4 separate regions of the Homo sapiens genome follow, and regions 1, 2 and 3 are each linked to region 4. A link is a contact called in ENCODE Hi-C or POLR2A ChIA-PET data. All regions are on one chromosome and are shown on one strand. The core of a region is the stretch at or near the end of the contact, and the rest is flanking DNA. Distances in the headings are between cores, read along the strand shown. Region 1 holds the start of PIK3CG (phosphatidylinositol-4,5-bisphosphate 3-kinase catalytic subunit gamma). Region 2 has its middle 45 kb from the start of LINC02577. Region 3 overlaps SRPK2 (SRSF protein kinase 2). Region 4 has its middle 41 kb from the start of SYPL1.

Region 1 (2,981 bases), core at 349-2,848, 790 kb before region 4:
AAATTTCCTGCCTCTTGGTTTCATTTTTTCTTTCTAATTAGGAAAGCAAGTCATTTCATTTGTAAAGCTAAAACATATCGGAATTAGTAAAGTTACAGTCAAAACCATTTGCAGATATGTAAAATTTTGAATCATGGAATTTGTCAGCATTCTGGCTGTCACTGCTATATTAGGGCAGTATCTTAGAAGAGTCACCCAAGGCTGTACTCTCCCAATAGGAACATTTAGGTAATTTTAACATTGTTTAATTAATTAATTAAAATTCATTTGATCTGTCTCTACTTAATAATGGAGGAGCTACAGGATGGAAGGCAGGATTTCTGGACTCCAGTGACCTTCTGTTAAGACCCCCAATCATTTAACTTCTTTTTTGCTCTAATATTTTCATTTTTGTAACACAAATTCACAAATTTATTCTCATTAACCTACTCACTCTTTCCACAAAATTCAGTAAGTACCTACCCTTCACAAAGCACTTATGTATAAATAGGACATACTGCAATAGGAAATCCTTCAAATAATAATTGAAATTTGAAAGGTATTAACACTGAAAGATTAGGTATTTTGCTTTCAATGTTTAGTATCACTACATTGTAATACATTATATTCTAAACGAATCAATTATTGAAACAAAAAATTAATGTTTCAGAAAATATCGTTTACTCTCTTAAATAACTAATGTTAGACTTAAAACTACATTATTTCCTTAAGAAATAGTGGAGCATTTGATGTATACCAAAAAGGAGAGCTTGATAAGAAGATAAGAAAGACAAATTTCATTTGATCCAAACTTATGTTCAAATCTTGGCTTAACTTTTAAAACCAATATTCCCTCTCTTAAAATATGAAGTTATACTTAGTAAGTGAAACCAACTGTCCCAAAGAACTGTCTCTTGTGGCTTAAAACATTCATTTTGGTCTTTTGCTACATTATAGAATAACTAACAAAGAAGAGAACTGTAAGATACATTGATATTGACACTAACTTGAAATAAAACATGTCCAAATTTAGGCAGCATATAAATACACAGCAATAACTTCTGCCTCAGTGATACCAAACGATCTTATAAGATGCAGAGGAAAACAGGCTGACTAATACTCACTGGTTTCCTTCATGGTTGAGGCTATGAAGCTTTCCCCTTTTATGAGAAGATGTTGGAAACACTGTAAGTACAGTAATCTTGAAGCATGCACTTGTAGGAATATGAAGCCTGGCTGCCGTGCCCTCCCTTTTCCTCCCAAAACAAAAACAAAAATGTGATGCACCTGCAAAACTATTGCCGGAACGTTGTAGATATCCACAATACAGGTTGGACTAGACAATGAAACACAGACATTCGGTGGTAGTATCATCTCAAGAACCGACAACAGTTTCAGATAATCTAGCCGAGAAGGAAGTGCCACTATTCCGAGTCAGACCCCACAAAGAGCAAAAAATAGAAGGAAGCAATACCTGATAAAGCAGCGGAGGCGATGATGCTGAAGGATCATTTGTTTAATTTTTGAAAACAAAACAAATTCAAACCTACCCAGTGTGCGTCTAAATTCTTCCGCTTTTCTGGGGCTCCCTTCATATCCAGATGCAGAGGAAGTGTTGCAGTTACCAGGAAGGAAGTTTTAACCAAGTTGATTATACGTGTGATTGCTCATTTTAAAAGTGTCAGAAATGCATTTCCTGTTTTAGCATAGAGAGGGTAGGAGTATGAGACTGAGCAATGTTTACCATGGTTTTTCTTTTCTTTTTTTTTTCTCTTTGAACTAATTTTTCAAAAATTGTGATACTGAGACAAAATGACATAAATCCAAACCAAAATTACCCATTATGAGACATAAACATATGAAATATCTTTGTAGCTAGTTCTAAGAGCCACAGTATTAGGTATCCTATTAGGAAGACTTTTACCAGTCAAATTAAACTCATTCCCCTCCTGGGAATTCAAAAGAATCCTTGTTCGCACATGCTAACTGAGGGGTGGGGGAAGAGAAACCTAGTCATCTTGAGGACTAAGTTATCAAGCTGAAAATTTTTAAAGGCATGGTCTGCAAGCTCACTTCCTTAGCTTGGTGAGAGCTTTCTCTATTTTTTCAGAGCATTTGGGGCCTAAAATATCACTGGCTCAAACTGAAAGCACTGCAGCATGTGCATGTGTGTATATAAATGTGACATACTGCAGTAAGTAACCCTTCAAATAATGGTTGAAATGCTAAAAGTATTAAAATTGAAAGATGAATAAAAAGGTATTTTGATTTTAATACTAAGTACCACTACATTGTAACACATTATATTCCAAACAAGGATCAACTATTGAAACAAAAATTAATGCTTCAGAAAATATCCTGTGTTGAGGATGGAGCCTTACTGTCAGCAATGACTGATTAATTAACTGTAGACAAAACAGAAGGAGGTTGCCTGTTATCATGGGGAAATTGGGGAGCTGAACACTGTTACAGCATCAGGCAGATTCCATCCTGGGAGGTGGCCCCTGATTCCTATGGGAGTAGAGAATGCATAGAAAAGCCATCCTGAATCATTTTTAGAGTAGCGTTGTATCTTCCAGGTGACCTCAGTTCTTTCTAGAACCTCCAAGCATCCTGAACCAGCGCCCCCTCCCTCCATCTCAGAATTCCCTATGCTAGAGTTCATCCTCCAATCGGGGTGTTGAGGGACTCCAGCTGAGCTTCAAGGGCAGCAGATAGAATGGAGTTGACCTCACAAGTCTCTTGGAGGTATGTAATTAAGAGTTCCTCTGAATTACTCTGATATTGAGATAAATGATTGATTTGACTTATTTCCTTTTACATATGCCTCTTGGGTTTTAACTTTTAAATAGCACTCTAATAGTTGACATCAGCAGGCAAATAATTTAATTCAAAGGCTGCCTCCCAAATATTTAGAGGGGTCTTATCAGCTTCTCAAAGTATATTCCTATATAGGAATACTCCCTTAGGAGGCTGGCAGCTTTAGAAGCACCAAGGCTAGC
Region 2 (2,999 bases), core at 127-2,626, 660 kb before region 4:
GTGTGTACACATATGCACATGTATGCATTTATAGTGTGTTTGTATGCTGGATATAGCTGATTGGCACTCAGCCATTTCCAGCTCTTTTTTTGAATGCTGGAAACCACGTTTCCCTGACTCCTTTGGATGAATTTATTAAATACGCTTTGTTTTACATGTAGAAAGCAGAAGTGAAACAGAAGCCACCTTCCTTCTATTGTCTGTTTTTCTGTGTGTGAACAAGATCTTGGACCATCTCCAAGATCTCACGTTTTTCTGAAGTGGTGTTCTAGTGTTCAGACATTAGCTTCATAGATGGTTATAGGCAGTTGTGGTGTGGCAGCAGTAGCTTCTCGATCCTGACTTTCTGATCCTGGGACACAGCTATCCTTGTGGGTTCATGAACTCAAAAGTTCCAGTGTCAGCCTGCTGGCTACTCACCATCCTGATTGCTGCAGAGCAAGTAGCTTGCCTGGATAGTCAGTTCTGCATTGTTCTAGGAGTTATTCCTGGGGGCCCAACCTTGAGCCTGCTCCTCCAGCCATTCTAGTTCATATGTAAACACCCAATTTCCTTTATTAAATTCCTTTGTGCTTAATACAAATAGATAGGTTTCTATATTTTGCCCTGAACCTTTATTATCATTGTATGTTTGTGTTAGTAGAGGGGACTGGTATGGGGGCAATGAAAATGGGGGGATGATGCTCAGCTCTAAACCTTTCTATGACATAGGGGGGTATAGGGACCCTACAGGTGAGAGAATGGTGGCCTCAATGGAAAGATTAGCTGGGACCTGAGAAGATCTTCTGGATCAGAGGGGGAATGCAAGGAAAAGGCGTTTGGGGTTCCCAGAAATCCTCCCTCTGACTCTACTGAACTTGGGGCTACAAAGAAAGTAGGTCTTAGGTGAATTTCTTGAATCAGTAGTTAATTGTGTTTAGTATCTTATTTATTGTTTTGCGTATGCATTGTTTTCATTCTAAATTTCTAGAAGCTTATTCTCCTAAGTAGTTTTTATACTCTCAGTGTAATCATAGTACACTTAGAAAACCCCAATTTCTTTTTCTTTCCTTTTTTCATCCATAGGTGAGAGGTAACTTGAGTATGGTCTCCATTGAAACTCATACGCCTATCCCTAAATTTAGTAGAAAAAGAAAGAAACTTACTTAGGGCAAACATGGTGACAATTTCCAAGATGATTAAAGTAACACTGAGGCCTTAATGTATCATACAGTGCTGGCAGGGGAAGTAATTCTTTCATTCAATTCAACAAGTACTTGTGAGGTGTATTAAGCTTTGTCACTTCCTGGGCCTCCACCCCCTCTCCCTCTTCTCCAGCTTAGCCACTCACTTTCATGACACACCTTGGAACCTGTCATCACCTGGAACTGTACCACCTCTGCAGTCTTTACCTCTGATGTACCATTATCTGATTATAAACTCCTACTTGGCAGATGGATTTGCCTTCTATTTCAGTGAGGAAGTTGAGGTTTCTAGTTGGGAATTTCCTCAACTTTTTGACTTCAGCCAATGACCTTATTTAAACCCATAACCTGATATCCATAACCACTTCTTTTACTCAGTCTTAAATCAATAATTTAAAAAAGTTTTTATTAACACATAATTCAGATAACATACAATTTCCCCATTTAATGCGTACAATTCACTGGTTTTTAGTATTTTCACAGAGTTGTGCAACCATCACCACAATAAATTTTAAATCATTTTCATCACCACAAAGAGAAATCCCTTGGCCATCCGTCCTCATTCCCCCATTGCTCCTAGCTCTAGGAAACCACAAACCTACTTTCTTTCTCTGTGAATTTCCATATTCTGGACATTAAATATAATGGAATAATACAATATATAATCCTTTGTGACTGTCTTTTTTCACTTAACATAACGTTTTCAAGGTTCATCCACACTGTGTCATGTATCAGTTCTTCATTCCTTTTTGTGGTTGAATAATATTCAAGTGTATGCTTATGCCACATTTTATTTATACATTCATTAGTTGATGGACATTTGGGTTATATCTAACTTTTGCCTATTATTAAGAATGCTACTATGAATATTCACACACAAGGTTTTATGTGGACATATGTTTTTATTTCTCTTGGGTATATACCTAGGAGGGGAATTGCTGAGCTGTATGGTAGCACTATATTTAATTATTTGAAAAATTGCCAGACTGTTTTCCAAAAGATGTACTATGTTACATTTCCATTAGGAGTGCATGAGAGTTCCAATTTCTTTGCATTTTTGCTAACTTGTTATTATCTAACTTTTTGATTAGAACCATCATAATCTGCATGAAATAGCAGCCCATTGTAGGTTTGATTTGCATTTCCCTGAGGCTAATGAAGTTGATCATTTTTTTCATGTGCATATTGGCCATTTATATATCTTTTTTGGAAAAATGTCTATTCAGGTTCTTTGCTTTTTTGAAAATTATTTGTCTTTTTATTGTTAAGTTGTAAGGGTTCTTTATATATTCCACACACAAGTCCTTCATCAGATATATGATTTGCAGAAATTTTCTCCCATCCTATGGGTTGCCTTTTTAATTTCTTAATTGTGTGTTTTGAAGCAGGAAAGTTTTTTTTTTAAATGCTATGATATCCAATTTACCTATTCTTTTTTGTTGTTGTTGCTTATATGTTGGGTGTCGTAGCTAAGAAATCATTGCCTACTACAAGGTCATGAAGATTTACCTCTGTTTTTCTAAGAAGTTTATAGTTTTAGCTTTTACACTTAGTTATTGGATCCTATTTGAGTTGATTTTTATACAGATGTGAGGTAGGATCTAACTTCTTTTTTTTCAGATTGTGTCAGCACCATTTATGGAAAGACTTTTATTTTCCCATTGAATTGATTTCCCTTGTTGGAAATCAATTCAATGGGAAAAAATTTCCCTTGTTGGAAATCAATTGACAGTAAGTGTGAGTTTACTTATAGATTTTTAATTTCATTCTATTAATCTGTATGTCTTATCTTATGCCAATACCACACTGTCTTGA
Region 3 (2,800 bases), core at 143-2,642, 720 kb after region 4:
CTGATGAATTTGCTTGAAGGCAGTCTGTAATCCCATCACTTTGGGAGGCCAAAGAAGGCGGATCATTTGAGCTCAGGAGTTTGAGACCAGCCTGAGCAACGTGACAAAACCCTGTCTCCACCAAACAACAACAACAACAACAACAACAACAACAACAACAACAAACTGGGCTGGATGGCACGCTCCTGTAATCCCAGCTACTTGGGAGGCTGAGATGGGAGGATTGCTTGAGCCCAGGAGGTCAAGGCTGCAGTGAGCCATGATTGCACCACTGCATTCCAGCCTGGGTGACAGAGGGAGACTGTTTCAAAAAAAAACACAAAAAAACAAAACCATTACCTGGAAGAATTCTAACAGCACTATTATTCTCATTTTACAGATGAGGAACTGAGGCACAGAAATGTTCAGCAGCAGGCCCATTGTTTAGAGCTGATAGGTTGTAGAGCTGAGATTTAAAACTACCAAGTCGAAGCTTACAACTGTGCTATCTTACTTTTTTCAATTAAGAGTCATCCTTATGGAACTTTGGAGTTGGGAGTTCCTTAGCAATTACTTAATCTAACCCTTTCATTTTACTGATGAGAAAATTGAACCTTAGATAATAAGGGATTTATGACTTAGTCTCAGAGATAGGCAGGTAAACAACTAGCAGTGACACAAGGTGGAATAGAATGTTAACCAATAGAGGTACTGGCATTTACTGTGTGAAATTAAGGGAGGGATCATGTAATTCTGATGACTAGCCAAGAGCTTTTTTTTTTTTCTTTTGAGATAGAGTCTCGCTCTGTCACCCAGGCTGGAGTGCACTGGTGCAATCTTGGCTCATGCAACCTCCATCTCCTGGGTTCAAGCAATTCTCCTGCCTCAGCCTCCCGAGTAGCTGGGATTACAGGCGTGCGCCACCACAGCCAGCTAATTTTTGTATTTTTAGTAAGAGACTGGGTTTCACTATGTTGGCCAGGCTGGTCTCGATACCCTGACCTCAAGTAATCTGCCCACCTTGGCCTCCCAAAGTGCTGGGATTACTGGCGTGAGCCACCACACCCAGCCCCTAGTTGTATTAGCTATTTATTACCACATAACAAGTTACTGTGAAGCATAGTGGTTTAATGCAACATTTATCATCTTAGTTTCTGTGGGTTAAGAATTTGGAAGCAGTTGAGTGGGGTGGTTCTGGCTCAGGGTTGCAGTCATTTTGAAGGCTTGGCTGAGGCTGGAGGATCTGCTTCCAGGCTGTTGGCAGGAGGCCTTGCCTGTTGCTCTGTGGACCTCTTCTTGAATGTTCTCACAACATGTCAGCTGGCTTCATCAAGAGGGAGCAAGGAGGAAGCTGCGGTTACATTTTTATAACACACCCTTAGAAGACCTCACACTGCCACTTCTGCCACGTTTGTTAGAAGGGAGTTACTGGGTACAGCCCACACTCAAGGGAGAGTTCAGGTTCTGCCCTTTGAAGAGATGCAAATTAAGTAATTTGTGAACATATTTTTGAAACCACCACACTAGCTAAGCATATTGAGGAGGAGAAACAGTGGTGAAGAGTTAAAAGACGGGGATTCTAGACCCAGCTCTGCTGCTTGCTCCATAGGGAGGGAATGATTCATCCTTCCTGAATCTCTTATTTTCTCTAGGAAAATAGGATCATCAAACTGCACAGCCTGCTTTACAGTGGATTATAAGGGTGTCTTAGTCTGTTTACTGTTGCAGTAACTGAATTTCTGAGACTGGGGATCATCAAACTGCACAGCCTGCTTTACAGTGGATTATAAGGGTGTCTTAGTCTGTTTACTGTTGCAGTAACTGAATTTCTGAGACTGGGTTATTTATTTCTTCTTCTTCTTCTTCTTCTTTTTTTTTTTTTTTGAGATGGAGTCTTGTTCTTGTCTCCCAGGCTGGAGTGCAATGGCACAATCTTGGCTCACTGCAGCCTCCGCCCCCCGGGTTCAAGCGATTTTGCTGCCTCAGCCTCCCGAGTAGCTGGGATTATAGGTGCCGGCCACCACACCCAGCTAATTTTTTGTATTTTTAGTGGAGATGGGGTTTCACCATTTTGGCAAGGCTGGTCTTAAACTCCTGACCTCAGGTGATCCTCCTGCCTCGGCCACCCAAAGTGCTGGGATTACAGGTGTGAGCTACTGCGCCCGGCCGGTGATTTATTATTATTATTATTATTTTTGAGACGGAGTGTAACTCTGTCACCTAGGGTGGTCTCAAACTCCTGACCTCAGGTGATTCGCCCTCCTCAGCCTCCCAGAGTGCTGGGATTACAGGGGTGAGCCTGTTGCCCATCCTTAACCAGGGGTGGGCCTGGTTAAGACTGGGTAATTTATAAAGAAAAGGAATTTATTTCTTTCAGTTCTGCATGCTGGGAAGGCCAAGGTCAAGGGGTGCATCTAATGAGGACCTTCTTGCTGGTGGGGACTCTGCAGAGTCCCAAGGTGGCCTAGAGTATCACATGGTTAGGGGGCTGAGTGTGCTAGCTCAGGTCTCTTCCTCTTATAAAGCCACCAGTCGCACTCCCAGGATAATCCGTTAAAATTCGTTAACTCATTAATCCATGAATAGGTTCCATTCATGAGGGCAGAACCGTCATGACACAGTCACCTCTTAAAGACCTGCCTCATAATACCCACATTGGGGATTAAGTTTTAACGTGAGTTTCAGATGGGATAAACATTCAAATCATATCACAGGGTGGTAGCAAATAGATAAAGCGCGTAAGATAGGCTCTGTAAACTTTAATGTAGTATAGGGTTGGCTGGCAGACGTGGCTTCTTACCCTAATCCTGCTGTGTAATGG
Region 4 (2,832 bases), core at 91-2,590:
CATCAGGTGATCCACCCACCTCAGCTTCCCAAAGTGCTGGGATTACAGGCGTGAGCCAATGCACCCGGCTATAACCTCATTATTATGATAAAAAACATACAAACCAGTTTGCAGAAACCTGTTTTATGATGCTCCAATTTATGTGGCAATTTCTAGAAAAAAATTTATGGTGATAAGTGAGAATTGTCAGTCACTGAAACATTAATTACATAGTCAGTGAAGAGCAGGTAAAATATACTTCTGGGCTTCACTTTACATTAGAGATGTTTTTCTGAAACGGTGCCTATGAAACAAATCCTTGTCCCCATTACTTCATATTTATCATTTCAAAGGCACTTTATCTTTATTTCTGGTTGATCACCCTTTGAGGGTGGCATTCCAAAATGTCAGCTCAAAATTTCCCTGCCCTTCGGTTTCTGTGACAAGTAAGTTAACGATCTGTAAATAAATCCTGAAATGTCCTCAGGAATCTGCCACTTGAAGGAATTCTATTAGGATTCTTCCAAAATGCAAACACTTGGCGTGTCATGGGCCTGCCTGAAGTTGTACGCTGGGCTTTCTGGAGGGCAGCAGACCCCTAAGAATAGAGCCCGGGCTTTCCTTTAGTTCCTCTCATTGTTTTTCAGGGACAAAAATCGTTATCTTATATTTTTTTTTTCCAGAGGAGTAGGAGGAAGATCTAAAATAGTTAGGTCTGGCAGCTTAATCTGGGTTGGCTGTCTCTGCCGGCAATCTGTAAAATGTGTTTTTCAAGGATAAGAAGTTTGGGCCCTGGGCCAGAGCTCATGTCTGTCATCAGCGGGAAAATAAATGATCTCTGTAACCTGCTGCTATGCTCTGTTTACCTTTGTGCTTAAACATGAACACCTTGCCTTCCATAGGCCCAGAGCTGCTCAAAGTGGATCCTTTGCTCTTGTCAAACAGAACCTTCATAAATCTGCCATTTGGGTGAGCATGGTGGGGCCAGCTTTTTGTGAGGTGAAACTCCAAACCAGCTTCCATTCTCGGGATTGGTATGTAGTTTTTTCATGTTGCCTAAGAGGCTCAGGAAGGGAACTTGAGGTATTTGTTTTTTCATGCCTGCAAAGGCCATTTCCTAAGAGGTGAGAAGCATATATGCATGCCTGCAAGTACCTGTGAACGTGGGCCACTGAGAGTCTCTGGGGCAAGAGCCCTTCAGGGGAATCTGGTATCTATTCATTATGCAAAACTTCATTCTAGCTAGAACAGGGCCTGGGCTACACTTAAAGCTTAAAGGGATGTCTGTTAAACCATGTTTCCTGTTTCCTGTAGAACTTACCACACTAGTACTGAAAGTGTCATAGCTCAGAGTGGAAGGTTAACGCGTAAGAAAGGGACAGTATTGGCAGAAGGCAAGTGGTGTGACCACTTCCTTCTCCACCCTCTTCTCCCATCCCTTGCCTCCCTGGAAAAGCTGGTTTCCTCAGGAGTCACTCCTTCAGCAGCCGCACAAGGCACACGCCTCGGGGAAGCCGGGCACAGGCTGGGGTTGCCTCCCTCCTGCCCCTGCCCTGCCTCCTGCCCCAGCAGACAGTGAATAAGCCACCTGGTTGGCCCAGCTTCCCGCAGTCCCACTTCTCAAGCTAGGGTACATGTATCTAGGAGGACAGGACTGTGTCGCTGGGAGGTAGAGTGAGACGGATGACAGGAGCCACAGAATCAAAACAGCACAATCGACTCATCAGTTCTTTAACTTGTAAGTTCAAGTCAAACATTACTTTTTATTTTGCTTTACTTACTTGTTTTTTGAGACAGGGTCTTCTCTGTCGCCCAGGCTGGAGTGCAGTGGCACAGTCATGGTTCACTACAGCCTCCAACTCCTGGGCTCCAGTGATCCTCCTGCTTTAGCCTCCCAAGTAGCTGGGACCACAAGCATGCAACACCATAGCTAACTTTTTTTTTTTTTTAAGAGACAGGGTCTCACTATGTTGCCCAGGCTGGTCTCAAACTCCTGGGCCCAAGCAATCTTCCCACCTTGGCCGCCCAAAGTGCTGAAACTATAGGTTTGAGCCACTGTGCCTGGCCAAACATTACTTTTTATAATAAGACGAATATTTTTTTCTGAAATAAGGCCCAATGAAGCCCACCTTGTTTGTGTTTAAGAAGCCATGACCAAAAAGAGCACTACCCATTCCTGCCCAGGCTTGTTGCAGTCACCCATTTAATCGCTCATTCAACTTGAGTGTACTTATGGGGCTCTGGCCAACTGCCAGATGAGAAAGACGCAAGCCCCTCTCAGGAACTCACAGTGTAGCGAGGAGGTAATAGGTTAATGCGTGGTTTCCAGGGAGAAGTTGGAGCTCAGATAGGGGTCAGCAGGAGTGGTTAGGGAAGCCCAGAGAAAAGACCCCAACCCAGCTAGGCACAGCTAAAGAGAGACAGTAGGCACTGCACTGGGGGAAGGAGAGAACTCGTCTACCAAGCAGGTACACTGCCCTGGTCAGGGCTTGCCTGCCCTGGCCTCTGTTTCTTCACCTGCCAGATAGGCAGTTAGAGCAGTGACTCTAAGCCCCTGCCAGACTGATATGTCTGTGGCTCCCTTCACCCACATCTCTGCAGAGCTCAGTAGCTCTCAAAAGGTAGAGCCCAGCCTCAGGGCAGCGCGGTGGTGTATGCTGGGGCTGGGATGTGTCAGGGTCATCCTAACTCCAGGATGCAAAGGTGGCCATTGCTGGCCCCAGGGTTTCATAAATTGCTCCGCACGTGGAGAGTCTGGTGTTGGCAGCATTGGTTCTGATATCCTGCCAACTGAGCATGACGCACAGGCCAGGTGGAATTCAGGGCATGTGCTCACGGAGGAACCACCGTGGA

What was found. Hi-C counts contacts between places; a loop is a spot of excess contacts on that map. ChIA-PET counts read pairs that join two places held with the same protein, here RNA polymerase II (POLR2A). Pooled maps may share reads with other maps.
Region 1: a map with no recorded cell type shows a loop between it and region 4 (8-fold over the local background). The contact joins the promoter of PIK3CG here to the enhancer-like site in region 4. A Hi-C loop is called at or near these places in 14 of 37 single-sample maps with no recorded cell type and 11 of 50 pooled maps. POLR2A ChIA-PET finds 5 or more read pairs at or near these places in 1 of 52 experiments (OCI-LY7).
Region 2: a loop to region 4 is called in a pooled map, with 6 times the contacts of the local background. The contact joins two enhancer-like sites. A Hi-C loop is called at or near these places in 6 of 37 single-sample maps with no recorded cell type and 8 of 50 pooled maps.
Region 3: a pooled map shows a loop between it and region 4 (6-fold over the local background). The contact joins two enhancer-like sites. A Hi-C loop is called at or near these places in 1 of 37 single-sample maps with no recorded cell type and 3 of 50 pooled maps. POLR2A ChIA-PET finds 5 or more read pairs at or near these places in 1 of 52 experiments (T-cell).

What each region holds. Positions count from the first base shown.
Region 1 is chr7:106,863,899-106,866,879 of GRCh38, reverse strand. PIK3CG (phosphatidylinositol-4,5-bisphosphate 3-kinase catalytic subunit gamma) reads right to left here and starts at 1,598. Exons shown (of 11, transcript NM_001282426.2): 1 at 1,454-1,598. RefSeq lists an enhancer at 1,427-1,526.
Region 2 is chr7:106,728,553-106,731,551 of GRCh38, reverse strand. No RefSeq gene overlaps it. Among named protein-coding and RNA genes, the nearest start is that of LINC02577, 45 kb to the left of the region's middle. RefSeq lists an enhancer at 63-112. Within about 2 kb of position 1,376, at least 5 of the 41 ENCODE cell types and tissues checked have a DNase peak (open chromatin) inside an H3K27ac peak, as active enhancers do.
Region 3 is chr7:105,350,868-105,353,667 of GRCh38, reverse strand. All of the region lies in intron 2 of SRPK2 (SRSF protein kinase 2), which reads left to right. Among named protein-coding and RNA genes, the nearest start is that of SRPK2, 37 kb to the left of the region's middle. RefSeq lists an enhancer at 1,235-1,314. Within about 2 kb of position 1,392, at least 27 of the 41 ENCODE cell types and tissues checked have a DNase peak (open chromatin) inside an H3K27ac peak, as active enhancers do.
Region 4 is chr7:106,070,184-106,073,015 of GRCh38, reverse strand. No RefSeq gene overlaps it. Among named protein-coding and RNA genes, the nearest start is that of SYPL1, 41 kb to the left of the region's middle. RefSeq lists an enhancer at 639-933. Within about 2 kb of position 1,340, at least 28 of the 41 ENCODE cell types and tissues checked have a DNase peak (open chromatin) inside an H3K27ac peak, as active enhancers do; they include OCI-LY7, where a contact is called at or near this core.